Linked DNA regions of Homo sapiens: region 1 is linked to region 2. The links are chromatin loops, found by intact Hi-C in ENCODE. Cell type or tissue: endothelial cell of umbilical vein. All regions are shown on one strand. Each heading gives the region's core, and the rest is flanking DNA. Links, peaks and the distances in the headings are about the cores only. Region 1 has its middle 67 kb from the start of SPRY4-IT1. Region 2 has its middle 94 kb from the start of NDFIP1.

What was found. A loop is a pair of places that touch in the nucleus more often than their neighbours do. Peaks named below come from ENCODE experiments on the same cell type or tissue, not always from the same donor. Only the 100,000 strongest peaks of a DNase experiment are listed, where the experiment ranks them.
Region 1: a loop joins it to region 2, with 6 times the contacts of the local background. A loop is called at or near these places in 6 of 110 quality-filtered maps.

What each region holds. Positions count from the first base shown.
Region 1 is chr5:142,246,757-142,255,242 of GRCh38, reverse strand. No RefSeq gene overlaps it. Among named protein-coding and RNA genes, the nearest start is that of SPRY4-IT1, 67 kb to the left of the region's middle. RefSeq lists an enhancer at 8,019-8,486. In endothelial cell of umbilical vein, for the core only: no CTCF peak of the experiment used is centred there; a DNase peak (open chromatin) is centred at 3,692; H3K27ac peaks cover 911 bases.
Region 2 is chr5:142,198,456-142,206,941 of GRCh38, reverse strand. No RefSeq gene overlaps it. Among named protein-coding and RNA genes, the nearest start is that of NDFIP1, 94 kb to the right of the region's middle. RefSeq lists enhancers at 737-1,237, 4,635-5,834. In endothelial cell of umbilical vein, for the core only: no CTCF peak of the experiment used is centred there; DNase peaks (open chromatin) are centred at 4,481 and 5,281; H3K27ac peaks cover 3,314 bases.

The DNA.
Region 1 (8,486 bases), core at 110-8,109, 49 kb before region 2:
GCTGGGATTACAAGCAAGAGCCACTGTGCCAGGCCGAATCTTTCAGACCATGCATATTCAGAAAAACTGAGCCACAGGTTAGGATTAGATCTCTCTCCCTCCCCATGAGTTGGGTGGTAAGAACACCAATAGCAACAGCACAACAACAATAATAGTACCTATTATTTGCTGAGCACACTGGAGAATGTTCACATTTCAAGAGCAGGAGCACTGCCTGTCTAGTTCTCTATTGCCAGCACTTAAAAGCAGGTGTTAAGTGAATACTTAGGAATAAATGAATACATTTCTCATTTTAATCTCACAAGAACCTAATGAAGTAGATACTATGATTGTTCTCATTCTACACATGGAAAAACTGAGGCACAAGGAGATTAAGTAATTTGCCAGAATGACATGGCTAATAATGGTAGTTCGGATTAGAACTCCAACTATTTGACACCAAACACCACCACTACTCCCATTGGCCATAGAGAAATAGATTGATGACTCACAATTACAGAACAAATGCTGGTAACGATGGGTTGGCTTGGACTAATGGAAGATGAGGCTTGAATTAAAATAAAACACTGGATAATCCAAAAACCACTTTCATTTGGCTCAGGAATATAGCCAGAAACATATTCTCAGAGGAGCAGCTACATTCAAACCATCTGGACTTGGCTTCCATCTTTACCCAAGGCTGACATTTTCTGGAAGGGATCCTCAAAGGATGCAGCCCTGTCCCCCACTCCCCAACCAGCTGCCCTGAGCTAGTGCATCCCTGAGAGCCTCTAGAAAAAGAACACCCACAAACACTTCCAGAAGCCGTGTCCCTGTTTTTTAATCTCTCTCTTCCTGAAGTCTTGCTTGTAACTCTTGTTTTGCAAATAGCATATTTCTTCCTACCATGCCCTCAGGAAGAAAATATATTCCTTAATTTGAATAAACAACCTGTGATTCACGTTGGAGGGACTCTGTATGAGGACCAGAGAAAGGTCCATTTCCCAACACGTGCTGGAGGGGCCAGCTGAGAGTTGTTTGTGTCACAGGATTAAACTCCAGCTCATATTCTGACTTATTAAATATACCCAAGTCTTTTGGTTTCTCAGAGCCCTTCCTGCCAACTGCAGCAACCACAGGCGGATACCACTGTGAGCACAGCCCAGATGTGGGAGCGCGAGTGAGTGGAGAGAAATGCTGGGAAGACCAGCCGAAGCTTCAAACACAGGGCAGGCCTCCCTCAAGTGGAAACCTGGAGTCGGCGTGGCTGCCGCTCGGCTCTGGTCCTGACCCAGTGAGTGATAGGCAAGGTACCCACTCTTTCTGGACTCAGTTTCCTTCTCAAGAATTCGGAGATAACTGCAGGGCCTTCCTTCTCCGAGGAGTGAGGTAAATATGCCAAAGGAAGCTCACTCCAATGTGGATAAAGACAAAAGGGTGAATTGGCTCTGAGAGTCTCATGGGTTGAATCTGACTTGTGGACGTTTTTCAAAAAAACCAGCCTGGGCCCGGTGGCTCATGCCAGTAATCCCAGCACTTTGGGAGGCCAAGGGGGCCGGATCACCTGAGGTCAGGAGTTCAAGACCAGCCTGGCCAACATGGCAAAACCCCGTCTCTAGTAAAAATACAAAAATTAGTTGGGTGTGGTGGCGGCTGCCTGTAATCCTAGCTACTCGGGAGCCTGAGGCAGGAAGAATTGCTTGAACCCGGGAAGTGGAGGTTGTAGTGAACCAAGATCATGCCATTGTACTCCAGCCTGGGTGACAGAGCGAGACACCATCTCAAAAAAAACAAAACCAAATGTTCCCCAAATTTAAATTAGTTGCTAATATTAAAAAACAAAGAGGTTTTACTTTTTAAAAAATTCAGATACCCAAGAATTGGAAAATCTGACATCAGACAGGTTGCATCCCCAAAGGGTACAATGAACCAAAGCTAAGTACTGGCTAGCACTGACTTTAGACAGGGCAGAATCTTACCAGTTTACCACAGTCTCCACCACTCTCTGTTGTCAACCCTATTTTACATTCATCATTATCTAAATGTAACTTAAGTATTTTATTTGATTTTTCATATGTCAAAATTATAAGGTTTCCTTCCAGATTTCCTGTTTGTAAAATTTCACATAGTTCATTAAAGCTGAGCTTAGAGGATGTTCTCGCTTTGCAGATACTTTGTGTGTATGTTAGTTTGTTGACTGGATAATCCTGGTTCTTATAAACTTTTGGGTTTGGAGTTTTTACCATAACTCCAGAGGTAGCTGGCCAGCCTGAGAAGTGGCAGAGTACTAAGAGAAGAGAGGATACAGAGGGAATGTATGGCCCATACTCCACTCAGCCTTAAGATTAAGATCTAGGCTGGGTGTGGTGGCTCACACCTGTCATCCCAGCACTTTGGGAGGGAGGCCAAGGTGGTTGGATCACCTGAGGTCAGGAGTTCGAGACCAGCCTGGCCAACATGATGAAACCCCATCTGTACTAAAACTACAAAAAATCCGCCAGGTGTGGTGGTGCACGCCTGTAATCCCAGCTACTTGGGAGGCTGAGACTAGAGAATCACTTGAACCCGGGAGGCAGAGGTTGCAGTAAGCCAAGATCATGCCATTGCACTCCAGCCTAGGCAACAAGAGTGAAACTCTGTCTAAAAAAAAAAAAAAAAAAATTCCACAGTCACATGAGACCTGGACTAGACTTAAGTGGATGGGGATGGAAAGGAGGTAGTCTTTGCCACACTTAAGGTTTTTTTTGTTTGTTTTTTGTTTGTTTGTTTTTTTGAGATGGAGTCTCGCTCTGTCACCCAGGCTGGAGTACAGTGGCATGATTTCGGCTCACTGCAACCTCTGCCTCCTGGGTTCAAGCAATTCTCCTGCCTCAGCCTCCTGAGTAGCTAGAATTACAGGCATGCGCCACCACGCCTGGCTAATTTTTTTTGTATTTTTAGTAGAGACAGGGTTTCACTATGTTGGCCTGCCTGGTCTCAAACTCCTGACCTCAGGTGATCCTCCCGCCTCGGCTTCCCAAAGTGTTGGGATTACAGACGTGAACCACCACACCCCGGGCTGCCACACTTAAATTTTTTTTTTTTTTTTTTTGGAGATGGAGTCTCACTCCATCACCCGGGCTGGAGTGTGGAGTGCAGGGGTGCGATCTCGGCTCACTGCAACCTCTGCCTCCCAGGTTCAAGCAGTTCTCCTGCCTCAGCCTCCCAAGTAGCTGGGACTAGAGGCACATGCTGCCATGCCCAGCTAATTTTTTTGTATTTTTAGTAGAGACAGGGTTTCACCGTGTTGCCCAGGCTGGTTTCCAACTCCTGAGCTCAGGCAATCTGCCTTCCTTGGCCTCCCAAAGTGCTAGGATTACAGGCGTGAGCCACCGCGCCCGGCCACACTTAGATTTTAATCCAGCACAGGAGTCAGCAAACCTTGGCCAGTGAGATGGTCACCTGTGGGTTTTTTTTTTTTAACTTATTTATTTTTCTGCTTGAAGGGGACAAGCAAAGTCACCTATTTTTGAGAATAAAGTTTTATTGGAACACAGCCATACCCATTTATTGCCATATTGTCTATGGTTGCTTTTGCCTTAGGAAGGTGGCATTGAGTAGTGTCAACAGAGACCACGCAGCTGGCAAGTCTAATATGTTTACTATCTGCCCTTTTATAGAAAATGTTGCCAAGCCCTGATGTAGTACCTTGGGTTGCTAGGAACAGAGGCCCACCCAGGTTAGCTCTGTTTGTGGTCAGAACGTAACAGGAAATGTGCTAGATGCCAAGGGCATGAGCTACAGAAAAATCAGGCCTTGGCCAGGCGTGGTGGCTCACGCCTGTAATCCCAGCACTTTCAGAGGCTGAGGTGGGTGAATCACCTGAGGTCAGGAGTTCGAGACCAGCCTGACCAATATGGTGAAACCCCGACTCTACTAAAAATACAAAATTCGGCCAACGCGGTGGCTCATGCCTGTAATCCCAGCACTTTGGGAGCCCAAGGCAGGCGGATCACAAAGTCAGGAGATCGAGACCATCCTGGCTAACACAGTGAAACCTCGTCTCTACTAAAAATGCGAAAAATTAGCCGGATGTGGTGGCGGGCGCCTGTAGTCCCAGCTACTTGGGAGGTTGAGGCAGGAGAATTGCTTGAATCCAGGAGGCGGAGCTTGCAGTGAGCCGAGATCGAGCCACTGCACTCCAGCCTGGGTGACAGAGTGAGACTCCATCTCAAAATAAATAAATAAATAAAATAAAATAAATAAAAAATATAAAATTAGCCGGGCATGGTGGCACATGCCTGTAATTCTAGCTACTCAGGAGGCTGAGGCAGGAGAATTGCTTGAACCTAGGAGGTGGAGGTTGCAGTGAGCCGAGATCGTGCCATTGCACTCCAGCCTGGGCAACAAGAGCGAAACTCCATCTGGAAAAAAAAAGAAAAAGAAAAATCAGGCCTCAAGAAAGCTAAATCCCACAGGTTTTCCTTGTGGGATTTCTGTTTCTCTCTCTTTCTTCTCTGCTCTTTTTCCACTGCCAACCTTCCTCCACTTACTTTGTCTGTCCTCAGCTTGCACCAAGCTCCTCAGGACTACCCAGGCCCCATCTACATCATGCAATTCCCCAAATGGCCTTTCAGCTTTGGTTTCCATTGCTAATGGCCCCAGCCTCTGAGTTTCCCAATTCTAAACTCCCAGGGGAGGAATTTGATTGGCCCAGATCATCTTTTCAAGTCTATGGGCCTTGGAGATTCTTAGCTAGCCTGTGGCTGCCCCCTCCTCTCAGTCAGGGCTCTGTCCCCCTGCCATCAATATCAGTGACCATGGAGCATTGTCCCATGGAGCAGAAGGTGTTGTCCACTTAGCAGGGGTGGCAGGCATAGAGCCCTCATTTAGAAGGGAGTGCAGCAGGGCAGGAACACTTAGCTAACTCAACTTGTGAAAGACCTGGTCATTTATCAAAATCAAAGGTCATTCTTCTAGCTTGCTTATTCACAACATTGACTGAAAAGTGAAAGTCTGAATTATCAACATGCCCACTATGAGAGGTGGTACAGAGTCCTCCTGAAGTTTGCAGATGGGTATAAGGTCAGCAGAGGGAGAGAAGAGCCAGATCAACTGCCATCAATTGGTGGGATTTCAGACATTAGAGCCTTCTCCTCTCTAAACTGGCAGGAGAAGAAGGGGCAGGAGGAAACCTAGCCTGGCAGAACTTGTTCTGGTTCCGCCACAAACAAACCGGTGATGAATGCGTTACTTTCCTTCCTCCCACCTCACCCCAGGCCTCAGTTTCCCCACTGATTGAAAGCTTAGAGCCTTCCCAGTGATGATCAAACTGTGCCCTGCAGCACCAGCACTTGGAGGGCTTGTGACAACACATGCTGCTGGTTCCTACCCCTGGAGTTTCTGGCCCAGCAGGTCTGGGTTGGGGCCTGAGAATCTGCATTTCTAACAAGTTCCCAGGACTTGCTGATGCAGAGGACCCAAGCCCACACTTGGAGGGCCCCTGGTCTAAATCATCGCTAAGGCTCCTTCCAGCCATGGCACCCTGGTTCTAGTCTGCTCCTGGGGTTAGGTTTGGTGAGATTCCTGGTCAGTGTGGAGCACTGGGATTGTGTGCCAGGGAAACCTCTTGCTTGTGTTAAGAGGCCTTTCCTGAGCTGAGTAGAGATCTGATTGTGCCCCCCCCCCCCCCGCCACTACCACCTTTTTTTGCCTCTCACCACCACAAGGACCATTTTACCAGAGAGTCCTGGGCTCCAGAAATACCCAGCCGCCTTCCCAGTCTGCTGGAAAATGTTGACTTTCTGTTTCCCTCCTTGGCCAAATTTTGTGGGCAGCGTGGCTCCCCGACACGTAGGCCGCACAATTGGCTCTCACAACTCACTTCCTCAAAGGTGATCCCATGTCGTTCTGCTGTCCATGATAAACAGCTCCAGACTGGGCAGCCCAAACCCAGGGGAAAGCCAGCCTGCTGTGGATCTGGAAAGTTCCCCACAGGCAGAGAGATGGCAGCTGTTTCTCTGGCCCAGGCTGAGGCCAAGCCACAAGCTGGGAGGACAACTTGGAGCTCAGGCGTCCAACCAGGGCTGCAAATTGCCCCTGCAGGGCCCGGCCGAGTCTGAAGGAGCCAGAGGAGGCGGAACTCTGAGTGACGGCTGAGTGGGGAGACACCCTTCATCATCTTGCTAAGTCACTAAGAGGTTTCTGAAACAGGTGGCTCAAATTTCCTTGAAAACCCAGAATAATCCCCCATTTGAAGTGTGCGCGAATCTTGTTGTCACCACCTAGTATTAATGGGCAGGCACCGCAGAAGGGAAAAGGGGTTTTCGGCTGCATTTTTGCACACTGACTTGCCTGACAAGCTCAATAAAAGCTTAAACAAATATTAAAAAACACACAGAGAGTCAGGCTGGTTTAAATTAACTTCCCAAGCACTTCACCTACTGTAGGAAGAAATTATAACAAAATGTCAGAGCAAAAATAAACCGCGCATGGAAATAAAAATAAAACATGAAATGCCCTCTTACAACTAACTGTTCAGTACGATTTAGTTCATAACAACATATCATTGTACATGAAGTTTTCATAGTCCTAAAGTGTATTTGGGCATTAGGAATGTTGACTTTGAAAATTTCATATTTTACACGTTGGGAATCTGTCCCTTTCCCAGAAGTCTTATAGATGTAAACCACTTTAAAACCAAACCAAAAAAAAATTCTCTGTTAACTCTGAAATAATTCTTCCACATAGAATATGCTACTTGACTTATGACCCCAAATTCCATTTCTCTTAGGTGTTCGCATCCTTAGCCTGCTGCGTAGGCTCCACAAAGACCCTGCTCCTCAGTCTTGGAGAAGAAGGAAAGCGTTTGGGGTTGAGATATGACAGGTTCAACTCTGGCCATCTTGAAATCTCACCCAGAGGTGGAGTTTGTGAAGGGGAAAGATCCTTTGTAATCCTTGAGCTGTGGCTTGTTAAATCCTCCAACCTCAGTGCTTATACTGAGCTGGATATACAGGTGCTTCTTGATTTACAATGCAGTTATCTGCCGATAAACCCACTGTAAGTTGAAAATGTCGTAAGTGGAAAACCCATTTAACACACCAACCTTACCAAATATCATAGCTTAGCCTAGCCTACCTTCAACACTTACAGTGCTCAGAACACTTACATTAGCCTACAGTTGGGTGAAATCATCTCACACAAAGCCTATTTTATAACAAAGTGTTGAATACCTCATGCAACTTATTGACTACTGTACTGAAAGTGAAAAACAGAATGGTTGTATGGGTACTCGAAGTACAGTTTCTACTGAATGCGTGACACTTCTGCGTCACCGTAAACTAAAAAAAATCATAAGTTCAACCATCATAAGTCGGGGAGTATGTGCCCTGAAAGATTAAAGGAGAGGGATGCTTGGAGATCTCTTTCCAGGATAGAATTAAGAGACAGAAGGAAAGCAGGGGAAGGACAGAGAAAGGAAAGGAAAGGAGAAGGTAGGAAGGGAGGGAAGAGGAAGAAATTTCAGAAAGGAGGGGAGAAAAGAGGGGAAAGAGAAAGAAGAGAAAATTTAAAAAGCAAGGAAGAGGCCTGGCGCGGTGGCTCACGCCTGTAATCCAGTACTTCGGGAGGCCGAAGCGAGCTGATCACTTGAGGTCAGAAGTTTGAGACCAGCCTGGTCAACGTGGCAAAACCCTATCTCTATTAAAAATACAAAAATTAGCTGGGCATGGTGGCACACGCCTGTATTCCCAGCTATTCGGGAAGTTGAGACAGGAGAATCTCTTGAACCAGAGAGGTGGAAGTTGCAGTGACCTGAGATTGCGCCACTACACTCCAGCCTGGGCAACAGAGTGAGACTCTGTCCACCACCCCACACCCACCCCCGAAAAAAATTAAGGAAGAAAAGATGGAAGGAAGGAGGGAGAAAGGCAGGCAACTGGGCATTTCCTGCCCAGTTCATTCATCTTGTAAAAGTTCTTTCACAGGCTGGTAACTCCTACTTGGTTTGTTAAGCCAAGCTGATACACCCTGGCTTTCTAGCCAGGCAGAGTGTGGGGGCTGAGAAAGACTTTGTGGGCCTACGTGTCCCTTCTTCCCCTGCCAGATTTCTGTCACACCTCAAAGGTGATTTTCTTTTCTTTTTCTTTTTTTTTAAAGACGGAGTCTCGCTCTGTCGCCCAGGCTGGAGTGCAGCGGTGCAGTCTCAGCTCACTGCAGGTTCAAATGATTCTCCTGCCTCAGCCTCCCAGGTAGCTGGGATTACAGGCACATGCCCAACTAATTTTTGTATTTTTAGTAGAGACAGGGTTTCACCATCTTGGCCAGGCTGATCTTGAACTCCTGAACTTGTGATCCGCCTGCCTCAGCCTCCCAAAGTGCTGGGATTACAGGAGTGAGCCACCACGCCTGGCCTCAAAGGTGATTTTCTGGGCAAGAGTTTTCTGGCAGGGACTGGGTGGCGCAGCCTGGTAGGGTCTTCCGTGTCTGCCTCCCAGCCAGAGTTTCCATGGGAGACCCTTACTGGC
Region 2 (8,486 bases), core at 377-8,376:
AACGTCATAATAAGAGAGAAGGAAGGTGGGAGTAGGATGGAAAGATATGACCATTGTTAGGTCTGGGACCCAGTAGACCCACTGTAAGCTGCATCTTGGTCAGGACTCCATTTGTTACCTGGACCCCCACATCCCCACCTGACAGGGGAGCTATGATGACACTTCAGGTCCTTGGGTGTCAATGTCAACTCAGACCCTGTGTCCAACGGTCCTCAAATGTCTAGGTATTGTATTCCCAGTTCCCTTGTGCAGAGTGACCTAAATAAATGGCCATAGGTCCTGTTGGGGGAAAGCACAGGGGTATCACATGCCAGCAACAGGAGTTTTACATACCATGGTAATACAGGGTTCTTCTTTCTGGAAACCCAGCCACTTTTCTTTCTGGAAACCCAGAGGAAGTTTCACCATGTTGGCCAGGCTGGTCTCAAACTCCTGACCTCAGGTGATCTGCCCGCCTAGGCCTCCCAAAGTGCTGGGATTACAGGCGTGAGCCACCGCGCCCAGTCGGGAGCCAAGTTCCATAGCAGCATCTTTGCCCTCAGCCCTGGCCTGCAGAGGAGAGCCACCACTGAACATTTTAGTGATGCTGGTGCCCTTCTCACCAACACATTGTGTCCTCTGAGCCCTTTCATGGACCGTATGAATAGACAGACATTCCGGCTGCCCATAGCCTATCCATTTTGGCACACTCATCGCCTTGAGCCTTTTAATCCTTTCCTCCACCAACTGCCACAGCAATTCTGGCATTTCACCTTTGCTCGGCAGGATGGTCACTTTCTCCGCACCTCTGGGGCATCCTAGTAGTGATGCCCAGTTAGTGCCATCTCCCTGGATGCTGCATCTCAGGAAAGCTCTTCCCTGTGTGCTGCGATGTTCTGGTCCTCTGATCGACAGTCTCAGTCCAGGCCCCTGCGCACTCCCCTGGTCCCTGTGTGTGCTGCCGTCTGGCTTGGTCCTGCAACCCCTGGGGAATGATCCCTTTCCTCCCGTATCAGGGGCATTGCACACCCAGCTGGATCATGCTGTGACCTAACCTTATTTTTAGGCCTAGTGGCCAGGAGGGGAGGTGGGAGCACTTCCTGAGAGACACTTCAGGAGAATGGCCTTTGCAGTGATCTCCAGCACAGGGACAGTGCTAGCTCCCACTCGTGTCGGTGGGCCATTCTGCATGCTCGGAAGGGTCAGCTGAGTCTGGGAATTCACAGGCTTCTGGAGCATCCATATAGATGTCTCCATCACACATATATATCACAGCCAGGTTTTACCCACCAGGGCCTTAACCTTGGTATAATGAAACTGCTTCAATGGGCATTTCATCCTGCCCTGTGCTGTAGGAGGTTAGAATTTCTTTGTATGCAAACAAAAAGGCCCTCTGGCTTCACAACTGCCTTTCAGTTGCCTGTTATGGCCCTCAGCTGTCTGTTCTTTTTCTGAAGGACATCAACTTTCTATCCCATACCCTATCCTTAAAGCAACTGTGAACGCCAGACCTCTCAAATACCTCATGCATAACACCTACTAGTGCGTTTCCCCCTCCTTCCTCACCAGGGGAATCCATAGTTGGGCCACTGCCCTGACCCAGGGGCTGCTGTGCCTCACCCCTCTTAATGCTGGCCCCGTGATAACTGGTCCAGTTCCAAAACCCACCTGTCAACTGCTTTCTGGGACCATTCCTTGTACCAACTATCACAAATTGGGTTCTCCAGAAGGCAGAGGCTGATATGGAGTTGAGGGTGCATGATGTTTACTAGAGATCAATAACTGTGAAAGGAAAGAGGTGCACGGGAACAGATGTAGGCAGAGGGAAAAGCCAAGCTGCAATGCAGACCTGTCAAATGCGTGGCCAGCCCAGTGCAGAGCTCTGGAGCAAATGTTGCAGCAGAGTTACCCTTGCCAGGCTGAAGTGGCCAGGCCCTGGTGCCCTCATCTCACCTGGCCCCCAGATTGGGCTCCCCTAGGGAGGCCATGGGCTCAGGCAGGACAACCCCTGTGGGAACAACAGCTAGAAGCTCCCTGCTGAGAGCACCGGGCTGGGTACCATGTCTTGCCTTAAGGGAGAGCTGGGTGATGATGGAAAATGAAAATCCTTGTGGCTGATGAGAAACTTCTGGAGAGATTTGAAGTATGGTTGGGATTTTAACAGAAAAAAGAGAAGGGAGAGACCTTCTCAATGGAGAAAGCCCCTGAAGGCTTCCTAGAAGACGGGAGAATGAGAGGCTCTGGGAAAAGGTGGGACTCTTGGGGTAGCCCCATCCGGGAGGCTGTCTTCTGGGCCTGGAGACACAGTGTGGGGTTGGGGAGGGGCCTCATGGAGTCACTTTTAACAGGCTGGAAGCCTCTTGAGGCTCATCATCTATTTGTTTCTCTCTCTTGAAAAATCGTTGTGACTATTCTTGCATAAACCCCAGAGATCTGCATGTGCCATCCACAGAGGGCAGGCTCCCAGTAGTGCCCCAGCTGGAGTCCATGACACTAGCAAAGTTCTTAGAAGGAATATCTGGCACGTAGCATCACTATTGAGAAAGCAGAGGGACTTGCCTCCTCAACCCCTGCAGGAGGTCCTGGCATTCCAACTGGACATCATCACTTCTGCTGATTTCTGCCCAGGAGGGGTCACCACCCCTCCCCCAATGCCCAACTGGCTGCAGGCGGAGCCCTGGGGGTTCACCCACCTCTCAGGAGCAAAAGGCCAAAGCAATGTGGTAAAGCTTCGCTGTACTGTTAACAATTTGAAACGGAGAAGAAAGAAAACCACAAGAACAACCCTTTGACCATCTACACACACCTCACAGTGTCTTGAAATCTACTTCATTGCTCATTTTGAAAGAACTAAAAATGAGGGTCCTCGCAGAGAAGTAAAACACCCCTGACTTGAGAAGACACTAACACAGAGGGGATTTTCTTTTTGCTTTTTATGTTTGCCTTCAATTGCACTTGAATCCAGATAAACACAAAGTCCCGTTGACACCCTCTTCCCCAGTTCCAGTCCCTTTCTGGAGGTGACCATGGTCAGTGTTTATCTTTCCAAATCTGTCTCTATGTATGTACCTACCTATATGTGTACAGATAAAAATAATTTTTGCGGCAGCATAAAAACATATTCTCCATAATAGCCTGAAGCTTGCATTTCTTTTTTCTTTTTCTTTTTTTTTGAGACAGAGTCTCACTTTGTCACCCAGGCTGGAGTGCAGTGGCACGATCTTGGCTCACTGCAAGCTCCGTCTCCCAGATCCAAGAGATTCTCATGCCTCAGTCTCCCGAGTATCTGGGATAAGAGGCGCGCACCACCATGCCTGGCTAATTTTTGTATTTTTAGTAGAGACAGGGTTTCGCCATGTTGGCCAGGCTGGTCTTGAATTCCTGACCTCAGGTGATCCACCCGCCTTGGCCTCCCAAAGTGCTGGGATTACAGGCATGAGCCACCGCACCCAGCCCTGAAACTTGCATTTCTTACACATAAATATATCTTGGAAATCTTTCCATATTAGCAGTGTGGTGGCATTGGAATGCATCCATTTGGGAAGGCTGGATTCTGTCTTCCCTGTATATGGCCAGTTAGGGGGGACCAAGAGACGTTTAGGCTGAGATTTGGATATCCTGTATTGCTGCTCATTTGACGGCTGCAGCTGCTCCACCTGCCCTGTGTCCTCCTTCAGCAGCTCCATCTCCTGCGCCAGGTGTGTGTTTGGCTTTGTGATGAAGGAAGAGGTCAGCTGCTCCCGCAGGACACTTGTACCAACAAGTTGGAGGTGGAGAGAGACTCCTGTGGATCTTGTGGGCTCCTGCTGGTTCTCACTCTTCCCTACTTACATCCCTCTTCTCTTCCTGCCGTGTGGATGCCAAGCTCCAGTGTCAGATGAGAAGGTAACAGCCTTCCCAAGACAGTTTAGCCAGCTCCCCGATTGCTTAAAGTCAAATCCCCATCTCTCTCTCTCTCTGTCTCCCTCTCTCTCTTCCTCTCCGTCTCTCTCTCTCTTTCTCTCTCTCTCTCTCTCTCACACACACACACACACTGTACCTCCTAGTGGTTCTACTGCTCTAATTGAACTGTTGAGAATACATAATGATACTTCATTCTTTATTCTTTTTAACCACCATGAAAATGGCAATGTGATTTAGCCTCTCTCCTATATGAGACCTTTGGGAAGGTCCACTTTGTTCCTCTAACAAACCATGCTATAATAAGCACTCTTGTTCATATTTGTTTGTTTTTTAAACCATATCTATAATTAGTTCTCCAGAAAAATTAAGCTGATGATTCAAAAAGTTTGCATATCTTACATTTTAGGAAGTAGGTCCAAATTGTAGGAAGGCTGCCTGGAACCAATGTAGATAGGGAGCATTGATGCAGTGGTTTTAGTCTCTTCCCCCAACAAGGATAGAGAAACATTTGACAACAATCAATTAGTCAAGATAAGCACTTTCCTTGGGTTCAGCAGTATACTTGGCACTAACACGTACCCAACATAGGAATTCCCAGACTGTACAGTATGCTCAAAAAAGTCTAAGGGACACAGAGAGTGTAGTAGGTTGAATCATCAATCTCAATACTTCACTGCCCTGTTGCAGCAGTATCACACATCCATACCTTTGCCATGGTCATGGGAGGGCAAAGTGTGCCATTCACCCTTGAATTGGGGCTTGGCCTTGTGACTTGTGTTAAATGCTAATTACAGATTTCAGATGTGAAGTGAGCTGAAACTTGAAATATGATTGTGCAGTTGGGCTTGCCCTACTTTTTGGCCATGAATAGAATATGCCTCAGGTGGCCGGGCGCAGTGGCCCACTCCTGTAATCCCAGAACTTTGGGAGGCCGAGGCGGGTGGATCACCTGAGGTCAGGAGTTCGAGACCAGCCTGGCCAACATGGTGAAACCCTGTCTTTACAAAAATACAAAAATTAGCCAGGCATGGTGGCATGCGCCTGCAATCCCTGCACTCCAGCGTGGGTGACAGAGCAAGACTCCGTCTCAAAAACTGAAAAATAAAAAGAATATGCCTCAGGTATCTGCTGATCCAAGGGGGATGAAAGACATGTGGTACAGACCTCAACTCAGCCACAACCTGGAGCCAAGACCCACAGATGCTAGCAGAGAGCAGCGGAGCCCCAGCTGGCCTAGAGACAGATCAGAATCACACATTGCATTTAGTCATCATATCTCTTCAGTCTCCTTCAATGTGAAACAGTTCCTTAGCCTTCATGGCCTTGACACTTTTGAAGATCACAGGTCAGTTTCTCATGGAATGTCTTTCAACTTAGTCCTCATGACTCAATCCTGGTTATGCATCTTTGGCAAGAATATCAGAGAAGTGATGCTGTGTTCTTCCCACATCCTATTAGCGCATTTCCTGCCTTGCTTTCCATTTGTCCCATTGCTGATGACGTTCACTTTGATCACTTGATTAAGGTGATGTCTGCCAGACTTCTTCACTGAAAAGTTACCCTTTTCCCCCTTGAAATTAATAGATGCTTTCTGGAGAGACTATCTGAAACTATGTAAATATTTATTTATTTATATTAGTGTGGAGTCATGGTTTCCTAAATCAGTCAATGGGTTATAACCATTACTACCATAATTTATTTTGGTGTTTAAATTGTCCCAGCTTTGCTTAATAGAAGCCCCTTCAAGTTGGCTTCTGTGTTGACATATCCTCATCATTTTTTTTTAGCACTTTTTTGCTTTCTGACACAACAGGATCTTCTAGGCTTTTCTTACACTTTCTATGCCTTAATATGGGAATCAGTCATTTCTGCAAGGAGCCCTAGTTCCTGCTATTGGAAAATGGTATTTAGAAGATCTGGGTGCTGGATGTGTTCATTGCTAGTGAGGTGTGTCACTCTTCCCAGGCCCTCAGAGCTAGTGAACATTGCTATCTCGTTTTATTTATTCATCCATCTACCTATGTGTTGAAAGCCATGAGTTCTGATATAGATCTCAATTCCAACACGACATTACAGGGTTCACTTAGGTTCTGTTCCTCTCCGTGATTGTAACTCCCTTCTCTGACTCTGAGAAATCTGGCTCCCATTATTCCTAATATATGTACTTTTTGATGACTTTCCCTGCTGTCACCCATCTGCCATCATCATCCTTTGCCCTGGACACGCTTCTCACCTTCTGACTCTCTGTGCCCAGCTGCCCTCTTGCGTGGACACCCTCTTCATCTCTCTAACACCCATATGGGGATGTTCCTCTATCTGCATGGACTCTGATCCTTCATGCCAGGCCTTTCCTCTGTGTAGACAACTTCTTCCCTCTCTATAGACTATGATACCCGCCGCCAGGCCTCTCCTCCCCATGCACACTCTCCTCTCCCACCCAGGTTCTGTCTTCCCACACGAGGGCATGCCCTTTCACCACGTGGATACGTCCCTCACCTTTCAAAGGCTCTGACATCCTCCTCCTCAGATGCCTTCTCCTCCCTGTCTACTCCCCATGCCAGGCAGTCTTTCTACATAGACACCCTCCTTACCCCACTCAGGCTCCGACACCCCATTCTGGACTACAGCAGTCTCTCCCAGGTGTACTAGGTGCCTGCCTTGCTTTGTCCTAATGGTTTTTAGAACAATCTGGTCAGAATGGGATGGGAAAGCACAGGAAAGGAAGTAAAAAAGAGGGGAGAGAGCCAGGCTGCTAAGTGAAGAACAGACTGTAGGGAGGCAGGAGGAGAAGGAAGACCAGGTGAGAGGCTATCACAGCAGTCCCATTGAGATGATGGTGACTCAGGTGGTGAGAAGTGGTCAATATTCCAGGTATATTCTAAAAGTAAAGTCAGTAAGAAATACTGATAAAAACACTTGGGAATTCAACCCAAGGACCATTTTTTTGTTGTTGTTTTGCTTAGTTTGCTTAGTCATGGCTCAAGTGGGTTGCAAATAGAAACCCACTCTAGGCCGGGCACGTTGGCTTACGCCTGCAATCCCAGCACTTTGGGAGGCCGAGGCGGGTGGATCACTTGAGCTCAGGAGTTCGAGACCAGCCTGGCCAACATGGTGAAACCCCATCTCTACTAAAAATACAAAAATTAGCCAGGTGCAGTGGTGCATGCTTGTAATCCCATCTACTCGGAAGGCTGAGGCAGGAGAATTGCTTGAACACAGGAGGCGGAGGTTGCAGTGAGCCGAGATCACGCCACTGCACTCCAGCCTGGGTGACAGAGTGAGACTCCATCTCAAAAAAAAAAAAAAAAAATGAAAAAAAAGAAACCCACTCTAACTTAAACAAAGAGGATAAGAGGATGAATTTGTAAGGATTCAGGTGTAGCTCTCAAGCTCTCAGAACCCAAAGGCAGGAGGAGCAGCTGGGTCTCACAAAGAGTAAGAACCAGTACCCAGAGAGGCGCCCGGTGCCGGGGCAGGCGTCCTTCCTCTATCTGACTCCGGCCACATGGTCGCTCGTCAGTGCTGCTGCCGCACACCTGCTCTATTCTTCTCCCTGGCAGACCTCTTTCCTCTGTTCCCCATGCACACAGCAGAAAATGGTGATGATGACCCACAGCTCCTGTCTTACCTATTCCTGTTCAAAAGACCAATGGGAACCAAAGAGTCTGATTCCTAGTTCCAAGTTCTCAGGAAAGAGGTTCTGAGTGGTCCAGCGTGGGTCAGTCGCCCATCTCCTATGGCCTCCTAATAAATATGTCAATATGTTGTGATACCCCATGTAGTGACCTCAAATTCAGCACCACCTGGACAAGTCAGTCAGGAGTGACACTCCCTTACATGTATTCCTTAAGGGGCATTAGTTCCAGGGAAAAAGAACCAATGATACGAAAGGGGTATGGCAGGAGGCATGTGTTTCATGGTTCCACAGGTTTGGGAAAAGGTTAAAGGGGGACAGGGTTACATGGTACAAACCTGGCTCCTGGAACTATTTTTATTTTTTTTTAGTTGTTATATAATATTTGACCTATGTATGGGCTACATGTGATATTTTGTTACATGGATAGAATCCCTAATGATCACGTCAGGGTATTTGGGATAGCCATCACCTCCAGTATTTATCAATACATTGTTGCTGACTATATTTGTCTTACTCTGCTATCATTGAACATTAGAATTTATACCTTCTGCAAGGCGGGTGGATCACTTGAGGTCAGGGGTTTGAGACTAGCCTGGCCAACATGTTGAAACCCCGTCTCTACTAAAAATACAAAATTAGCTGGGCATGGTGGCACGCACCTGTAATCCCAGCTACTCAGGAAGCTGAGGCAGGAGAATCGCTTGAACCCGGAAGGCGGAGGTTGTGGTGAGTTGAGATCGCATCACGGCACTCCAGCCTGGGCCACAGAGCGAGACTTCGTCTCAAAAAAAAAAAAAAAAAAAAAACTTATACCTTCTGGCTGGGTGTAGTGGCCTCAGGCCTGTAATCCCAGCATTTTGAAAGGCCAAGGCAAGCAGATCACTTGAAGCCAGAAGCTCGAGACCAGCCTGGGCAACATGGCGAAACTCCATCTCAAAAAAAAAAAAAAAAAACTTATACCTTCTAT